Linked DNA regions of Homo sapiens: region 2 is linked to region 1. The links are chromatin contacts, found by Hi-C or POLR2A ChIA-PET in ENCODE. All regions are on one chromosome and are shown on one strand. Each heading gives the region's core, a stretch centred on a gene start or an enhancer-like site at or near the end of the contact. The rest is flanking DNA. Distances are from core to core; before and after follow the strand shown. Region 1 overlaps CIMIP6 (ciliary microtubule inner protein 6). Region 2 has its middle 40 kb from the start of SPTBN1.

Region 1 (4,441 bases), core at 861-3,360:
TATGTGTTCAACTACAACTGCAGCAGCCCTAGAGTCTTCCAATTCCATTAGTGCTAGCTTCGGCATACAATTTCTACCCTGTGGCCACAGCCACTGGCCAAACTATAGATTCAACATAGAATTTCTCATACTCTTTCTAGTCGTGAAAAGTTAACAAATTATAGTTATGTTTTCCCTAAAATGTATTGGTATCTGTGTAAAAAGCATATCTAACAATTTTTTTTTTTTTCCTTAATGAGACAAGATCTCTCTTTCGCCCAGGCTGAAGCACAGTGGTGCAGTCATGGCTCACTGCAGCCTTGAACTTTTGGGCTCAAGCGATCCTCCCACCTCAGCCTTCCAAACAGCTGGGATTATAGGCACATGCCACCACGCCTGGCTTATTTTTTGTAGAGATGGGGTTTCACCATGTTCCCCAGGCTAGTCCTCAAACTCCTGGGCTCAAGCAATCCTCCTGTCTTGGCCTCCTCCCAGGGCATGCTGGGATTACAGGAATGAGCCACCATGCCTGACCATATTGTTGTATTAATATTAATTTTAGTTTTAAAAATTACTAATAATTCCACACGTGGGGCTAATTTGGTTGTTTTGATTTGGCTCTTTTCATGAAGAAAGAATGGTGAATCCATTCTATTTATTATTTAGATTGTGTAAATAATCTTGCATACTTCAAGAATTTAGTTTTGTTACCATATTTTATATTATTAATACTGATTATATGTCCATAAACAAATCTAATTTTTTGTCCTGACTTCACAAAATCTTTTTTTTAGTACCACTTGCCTCTCCTGGTACATCAGCAGAACTTCAAAACAATTTTATAGAATACATCTCTTTTATACATCAATATGATGCCAGAAAAACTCCGAATGAGCCTCTCCAGGGAAAGGTGAGGCAGTATTTAGAATTATTTAATACTTTAAGACAGAGTAGATTTGTAGAACTTTAAGCTTTTTCAAGTCATAATTATCTTTCTGTCTATTTAAACAAACTACTTCAGTTATTAATAGGATAGAATGTTAGCCACATACCATAGTAAAATGTAAGGAATAATACTATCCTGGTATGGTGGTGCCACCTGTAGTCCCAGCTACTCAGGTGGGTGAGGTGGGAGAGTTGCTTGAGCCCAGGAGTTCGAGGCTGCAGTGAGCCGTAATTGCACCACTGCATTCCAGCCTGGGTGACACAATGAAACCTCATCTCAATCAATCAATCCAAACATAATAATTTGAATCAGTCTTTGGAATTTGGTCTACTTAAATTATTGAAATAATTTGTGTAAAATAATATCAAAGCATGCTGGGCACAGTGACTTGACGCCTGTAGTCCCAGCTACTCTGGAAGCTGAGGTAGGAGGATCACTTGAGTTTGAGGCCAGCCTGGGCAACATAGCAAGTCTCATTTCTAATAACAATAATAATAATAATAATAATAATAATAGTAATAATATCAAAGCAGTTTGACAAATGTTTTGATATGCTTAATACATGTGTGTGGCAGGGAGATGCATGTAAGGTTTATAAAGCCAAATAGAAATGTAATTGTCAATTATTGGATTTTTTTCCAACTATAGATGTTTGCTTTCATATTTTATTATTACTTAGCTTTTCATCAGCGTTAATAGGCATTTGGGATGCAATCATAAATTCTTAGGTCTATGAACTGTAGTTTTTGTTGTATCCATAGCAATCTTTAGAGCAAGAAATGAAATTTGATGTGAATAGTCTTAAACAGTCCAAATGATAAAAAAGTTGAGAATGGGAGATGAGCTGCTACTTCTTTGACATTCTGCCTTTTTCCTTCCTGTTCATTTTCTGATGCACCCTATTTTATAATTTAAAAGGTTCACCCATATATGGTGGTGTCTAGTTTGGGACTGAGGTGACACCAATGAAGAGGCAGAGAAGTGCCTGCATCACTGACTAGGACTTGAGCTAACGCACAAATTCAGTTCACAGCTGCATCTTCCAGCAATCTGCGTTCTCCTGGTTAATGTCGACTTTGTTTTCTTTTCCAGAGACACGGAGCTTTTGTACAGAGAGAGATAAAACCAGGCAGTAGGCCAACAGTTCCTAAAGGAGCAGAGGTATTACTGAACACTCCAGGGTCACGTTCATCAGAACAGTCCAAAAAAACAGAGAAAGGAAACTCAGCGGAAAGCAGAATGATCTCACCAGGTCTCTGCCAACAAAATTCTCAGGAGCTGTTAGAGCCTAAAACTCACTTATCAGAAACAGACGTCAGACAGGCAGCCAAGGCATGCCCCAGCACTCCTGAGAGCAGAGAAAAGACCTCAGGCGCCACTCAAACAACTGTAGGAGATGCTCTTTTCACTAGGCACAAGCCTTTAAATCCACCAATTAAAAAATCAGAATAAATTACCTTCTTCAGATAAAAATCTAATCCCTGGAATATAGGGAAATTTCACAATCATCATCTTGGCCCTCACATTTACTTTTCTGTTATCAGTAACTTCAGAACATACAATTTATGTAAATGGAAAAAGAGAAAAAAGACAATTAAAATACAACCAAATGTTATTAATAAGAGTGGTCTCCAATAAGTGGAGTGAGACATTATTTCTATGTCACATTCTTTATGAACACAACTTTGTTTTGCACAACACATGATCGTAATTAACAAATATAATACTTTTAGAAGAGAGGCCCTGTTAGACATGAGTGGACAGCTTTGGAATCAAACAAACTAGAGTTGGAATGTTGGCTTCACTTCATTCCTTGAGCTGTGTGACCTTGGGTAAGTAACTTAACCTCTCTAGACTTCAGTTTTCTCAACTGTAAAATTAGGAAAATAGCAACTTCGTAAGATTATTGAGGATGTGATTATGCACATTGATCAGTAAGTGGTCAATGTAATCATATCATCACTGCTACTATAATTCAATTTTCAATTTAAGGATAATGTTCTCTTATATATTTAATTTTTCCTCATTATTCTAAAACTTAGAACTCCTCCATATATAATTAAAAGTGTGAAAATCTAAAAATACTTCTGCCAGTACAAGATGCACAGACACATACACACTTAATTCAAAGACATATGGGTACTTAGAATATTGAAGTATTTTCTAAATTGTTTTCTATTTTACTCAGATCATTTCTAGCACCAACTCAACCTTTGCTTTTTGGATGAGTTTGGTAAGGATTAATTCTACTTCCAATTTGGTGTGTTTGGTGTGCCAAAATGTATCTATTATAAGATATGTTATATTGCATACAAGTGGAAGTAGGTGGAGTATTCCTCTGTTATAAAGAGTATTTACAAATTTCCATTGGGAAATATCAGCTGCTCACTATTATCTGCAGTATTGATAAGACTACAGCTATATCTTTATCCATTTATTCTCCATTAAAGAAATTGTGATAAACTGCAAAATAATGAATGTCATTATATTTTTTTGTGTTGGGGACTTCTAGTTCTTGCCACATATATATCTCCAATGTATATCTTGGAGATCTTTCCTTGTCAACATATGTAGGCAACCTTGTTATTTTAATAGCTCCATAGTCTTCAACACCATAGGTATACTACTATAAAATTGGAAAAATTAGAATGCAAGTTTTGGTATGAAGACAGGGAAGGGAGAGGTTGTTAGCATGTTTGGAAAAAGGTCTTAAAGCCTAGGGACTTGAATTTTTATCCTCATTGGAACAGGGATGGAAACTTATGTCCTCCAAAGTAGAAAGATAGAATTGAAATCTGCATAAAGCTAGAACTCTCAAATGGCTGGCCTGTCAGTACAAGGCAGACTCCACTCCACTCATATAACCAGGAAGATAGCAAGAAAATTTGCCTCTGCCTGGAGCTATGGATAGTGAATAAACTCCTTGTGAAAAAGTAAAACCCCAAGCTTGTACCATGCTCCAGTTAGGAATATGAATTTACATGTAAGACTTCTCTTAGGACACAAAACCAAAAAATTCCTCTAGTGATACCACTGAAGTCCCTGACAAAAGCAAATGCAAACCCTCCCTGGAGAGAGTTTCATGATCAACACAAAAAAGGAATCCCTGTTAAAGATAGTCACAAACAAAAATTACAAATCACACCAAGAAGAAAACCAAACTGAGCAAGAGTCTGCAGTACAAAAGAATGACTATAATTTCAGAACTGGAGATAAAAGAATTAAAACATATAATTTCAAAACTGGAGATAAAAGAATTAAAACACTTTCAATTTGAAGATCCTTGGTTTTTTTCCACCTTAGAAAATTTTATTATGTTGCCTTTTCTGTTATTTCCATCCCTTCCATTCTTTCTCTTCCCTCTTTCTGGAACAGCTATTAGCTAAATGTTTGAACACTTGGATCTATCGTCTATGTCTCTCATTATCTGTCTGTGTGTGTATGTGTGGTTTTTTGTTTTGAGGCAGTCTCTCCAGAGCCAGGCTGGAGTGCAGTGCCTTGATCTCGGCTCACTGC
Region 2 (4,441 bases), core at 1,185-3,684, 56 kb after region 1:
CAACTAATCGGGAGACTGAGGCAGGAGAATTAGTTCAACCTGGGAGTCGGAGGTTATGGTGAGCTGAGATCTCGCCACTGCACTCTAGCCTGGGCGACAGAGTAAGACTCTGTCTCAAAAAATAAATAAATAAATAAAAATAAAGACATAAGAGAAAGTCTGCTGGTAGGTTTGGAAGAAAATGTTTGTTTTCCTGATTAAAAGAACTGACGTGGCTCTTACTGCCCTTCCTTCCTGCTTTGAATATAGAGGCTCAGCAGCCATCTTGGAATCATGAGGAGGTAGCATGAGAGAAGGGCCCAGAGCATTCCAGTCTCCAGGACCCACATCACAGAGACACCAAAATGCTGCCAACCCTACCAACTGCGACTTCCTATAAAGTGAGAAGAAAAAGCCCCTTTTTGTTTAAGCCACTGTTAGTTGGATTTTGTTACTTGCTATCAAATAATATAACTGATACAAGTTTTATTTGATAAGAGGTTTTGGAATTTGTGATAGCAATTTTAAAAGTAACTAAGTACTTAATATACTCTAGGTGGATTAAGTTAACTTTTTATGTTGAAAAAAAGAACAGAACATTGAATAAAATATTTAGCACATCTGTGAGGAAGAACTTTTTCTTGAAATTTTATAAGGAATTGTAAAGAAAGAGATAGGTACACACATGTATACATTTTAAACTTCTGTACAATGTAAAAAAGCAAAAACAGAAGAAAACAAAATATAAAATATGAAAAATATATATCAAATACGATAGACTATAGGATCATAAATAAAATATACAAGGAGCTTATTCAAATGTATTAGCTGTATTTCATCATTTTGATAAATGGGCAAAGACTATGAACAAGCAATTCCCCCAAGGAGAAACAGAAACAGTAAATAAACACCTGAGAAAATGTTCAGCCCTAGGAGTAATCAAAGAAATGCAAATTAAAGCAACCTTGAAATATCATTTGATACCTACTAAACTAGCATTTTGAAAAATGATGGGTTGGCAAGGTGACAGCGCTATTGGCGCACTCATCCATTTCAGGTGGCACTACAAATTAGTACCACTTTTGAGAAAGCAATATGGCAAGCATGGAGAAACATCCATGCCCTTTGGCCCAGCAATTCCAGTTCTTGTAATTGGCACTAAGGATAGTAATTCAACCGAAGCAAAGGGACAGACTCCACACTGTTCTTCAGAGCCTCAGCAATTCAATTAAATCCAATTAACATATATTTTACACCTTCCTTCTGCCAAGCAAAGGCAACAGGGAGTCAGAAATTAATAAGACACTGTGTGTGACCTCAGGGGGCTCACAGTCTGGCAAAGGAGCCAGGTGGGTAAATACATTACAAAACAGTGCTGTAAGTCCAGCAGTGGAAACATAGATGAGGTCAGAAGAGCTTGATTTTCATGATGAGGTGGGTGAGGTAGGTAAGCAGAGAGCTGGCAGAGTTGAGAAAAGATTATGAAGGAGACCATGTAAAACTATGGGGAAAAAGGCACCAAGAATTAAAATAGCAAACAATTTAACTATATATTCACAGTAGTGTGGGAATATAAATTCCAGAGAAGGTTTGTGAAAAACCAAGATTTGCGGCAGAGTGAAAACAGAGCTCTATTGCCCTTGTTTGACACCTATAACAGCAAAAAAAGAAACATTCCTAAATGACCAACTTGGAGATATCTCTTTGTGAATTGTGGTACACAGTGGACCATAATTCCACTACAAGAATGAAAATTATGAAAATATATGACACTTAAAAATGTTTATGAAATGCAGGCAGGATACCTGGGGGAGAGCAGCTGGTCCTGACAGCACTTAGCATTGCTCCAAAATTCACCATTCCTTCTTTGTTATCATCACATTTCTTTTATTTAAATGTAATTAACACACCATAAAATTCACACATTGAAAGCACACAAGTCAGTGGTTTTAATATATTCATGAAGTTGTGAAACTATCACCTCCATCTAATTCCAGAATATTTTCATCAACCCAAAAAGAAATCCATTACCAGTCATTCCCCATTCCTTCCAGCCCTTGACAACTACCAACCTACCTCTTGTCTCTAGAGAACTGCCTCTTCTTCCCCTTCTCTGCCCTAATCCCTGCTGTCCTCCTGAGCCTGAGTAAGCAGGGGCCATGCCCTCTCTAATGCCCTGGCCCCGCATAGGGACACTAGCCCTCCCCAGAGTGCAACAGACGGAAGGCCAGTAAACACCACTCTATTAAAAGTTCAGACATACAAATGGGAATTCAACACTGTCATGCAAAACTAAGGAATCTGCCTTACAGAACACGTAGCTCACTCTGTGAGACCCAACCCTTCTAATTTAGTCCCTCCCTTCCTGAGGTGAGTACCACCTTAGCACCCACTTCCAGCTTCCCTCCCTGACATTTAGAGCCAAGACCACAGGACCGGTGGAACCGGTGTGAGGAGAGAGTGGGGCAGGACCAGGAAGCACCTCTTCCTCTGCTAATGCACGCAAAGGAAGTCTGGTGCTGCCTTTAATTTTTCCACTAAGGAACTTGGAGGAGGCATTGTGTGGTGGCTGGGTCTCTGGCTGCTTTCACCAAGCTTATTATCTGTTTTCCTCACCAGACTTATCTCCTGCAGGACGCTGTTTTGTTCTTTTTCCAGGGACATTAAGCGGAAGTGTAAAAGCTGTGGTTCTCTGTGGAAATGACCACAGATTATTTTCCTTGCCATTTGTATAGGCCTCCTTTTCCTGACCAGCTAGGGAGGACACTGCACATTTGATGGTGACATTTGACCTTTTTGTTTTATGTGCCGTGGTGCATTCTCTCTGGTAGCCTCAGAAGTTACAAGACCTTACCTCACTCTTCAGGAACAAACTACAGCAATGATTCATCTCTCTGTATTTCCCAGCCTCCTGATAAACTGCTAAGTGAAGATGGGGAGGAGCCATCACGTCGCGTTGATAGAATAGACACAGAGGGGACTTGGTGATGTATTAGGAGGAGCACTGACCAGAAGTCAGGGTATCTGGGTTTGGGTTTAACCTCCTTGGTTCTCAGTCCTCTCATGGATGAAGTGAGAGTTGGAATAGAAAGAGGTCACAGCAGGTCCTTCCAGATTTCAGTCCATAGTTTCTCTACATTAGTAAGGTGAAAATAAGGTCTCACTATTTAGGAGATTCTGGTCTCAGGATCCTTGAGGGAAGAGAAAGAAAAGGGAGGGAAAGGGAAAGGGACAAGAGGAGATGAGAAAGCACAGAAGGGAAGGAAGGGGAGAAGAGTTGGGGGCACAGGAAGAGAAGTGGGGATCCAAGGAGGGAGGGGAGGGAAATGGAGGGGATAAGAGGAGAAAAAAAGATGGGAAGGAGATGGGAAAGGAGGGGAATAGAGGAAAGGAAACAGAAGTAGGAGGGGCCAGGAGGAGAGACGAATGGCAAATTAGTAAGACTTCTTTAGAAAGAAGATGGGAAGTTCACAGGTTCTACAGACTGGAGAAAAAATTATAAATAAATAAATAAATAACAAAGAAAGAAGATGGGAAGAACAGAACTAACATTTCTCTTTTTTCTTCTTTTTTTTTTCTTTTGAGACAGGGTCTTTCTCTGTCACCCAGGCTGAACTGCAGTGGCATGATCACAGCTCACAGCCTCCCAGGCCCGAGCAATCCTCCTGCCTCATCCTCCAGAGTAGCTGGGACAACAGGTATGTGCCACCATGCCTGGCTAATTTTTTATTTCTTTAAATTTTTGATAGAGATCTTGTTATGTTGCCCAGGCTAGAACTAACATTTCTGATGTCCTACTAGATGTCAATTCTCAAAATACTTTGAAGGTAGATAATAATATTGTTCTTTTACCAACAAGGAAATGATTCCCCTTCCCTGCTTCTGAATGAACATTATGTTCTCCCTCAAGTGATTTTGGTGCAGTTGGGCAGGTTTTAAGATAAGCTGGGCTAAGTGATTTGCTCCAAGTATTAACATTAGTCAATCATGATGCTGAAATTCAGCCTCAGGCCTGTCTAGCCCGGAGACCTGTGTTCTTTTCACTCTACTAAGCTGAGAAAAGAAAACACAAAGAAAAGCGAGGAAGGGTTTCATAGTGGATACCTCTCCATGCATTTAATCAAAAATAGGCCAAGAGACTCTCTTAATGAAATCCACCCTCCAAAAAAAAAAAGAGAGAAAAGTAGTCTGAGTTAAGTAAAACCAATTCAGCTCAAGGGAACAGAGTCGAGATAGTCTCATAGGCATTTCCAGGACAGCCGACCTTTTCCATAATGAACACTGCTCCCTCCACAATGATGCAGCAGTAACTCTCACTGCCTTACTCTTTAGTAGTGATCTAGATTTAACAAGAGCGCCTTGCAACTTATAGTATATTTGCAGTCTTTAAAGCACTTTCACATTCTTGATTCCTTTTGACCTCTAATAATAATAATAATAATAATAATAATAGTATTAATAA

The links. Hi-C counts contacts between places; a loop is a spot of excess contacts on that map. ChIA-PET counts read pairs that join two places held with the same protein, here RNA polymerase II (POLR2A). Pooled maps may share reads with other maps.
Region 2: a map of endothelial cell of umbilical vein shows a loop between it and region 1 (2.1-fold over the local background). The contact joins two enhancer-like sites. A Hi-C loop is called at or near these places in 13 of 168 maps with a recorded cell type or tissue (CD8-positive, alpha-beta T cell, IMR-90, Right ventricle myocardium superior and 6 more) and 8 of 50 pooled maps. POLR2A ChIA-PET finds 5 or more read pairs at or near these places in 1 of 52 experiments (activated naive CD4-positive, alpha-beta T cell).

The regions. Positions count from the first base shown.
Region 1 is chr2:54,358,186-54,362,626 of GRCh38, forward strand. CIMIP6 (ciliary microtubule inner protein 6) reads left to right here. Exons shown (of 5, transcript NM_001100396.2): 4 at 774-889; 5 at 2,018-3,396. The coding sequence ends at 2,377. Among named protein-coding and RNA genes, the nearest start is that of CIMIP6, 30 kb to the left of the region's middle. Within about 2 kb of position 2,111, at least 13 of the 41 ENCODE cell types and tissues checked have a DNase peak (open chromatin) inside an H3K27ac peak, as active enhancers do; they include endothelial cell of umbilical vein and heart right ventricle, where a contact is called at or near this core.
Region 2 is chr2:54,413,852-54,418,292 of GRCh38, forward strand. No RefSeq gene overlaps it. Among named protein-coding and RNA genes, the nearest start is that of SPTBN1, 40 kb to the right of the region's middle. Within about 2 kb of position 2,435, at least 11 of the 41 ENCODE cell types and tissues checked have a DNase peak (open chromatin) inside an H3K27ac peak, as active enhancers do; they include endothelial cell of umbilical vein and heart right ventricle, where a contact is called at or near this core.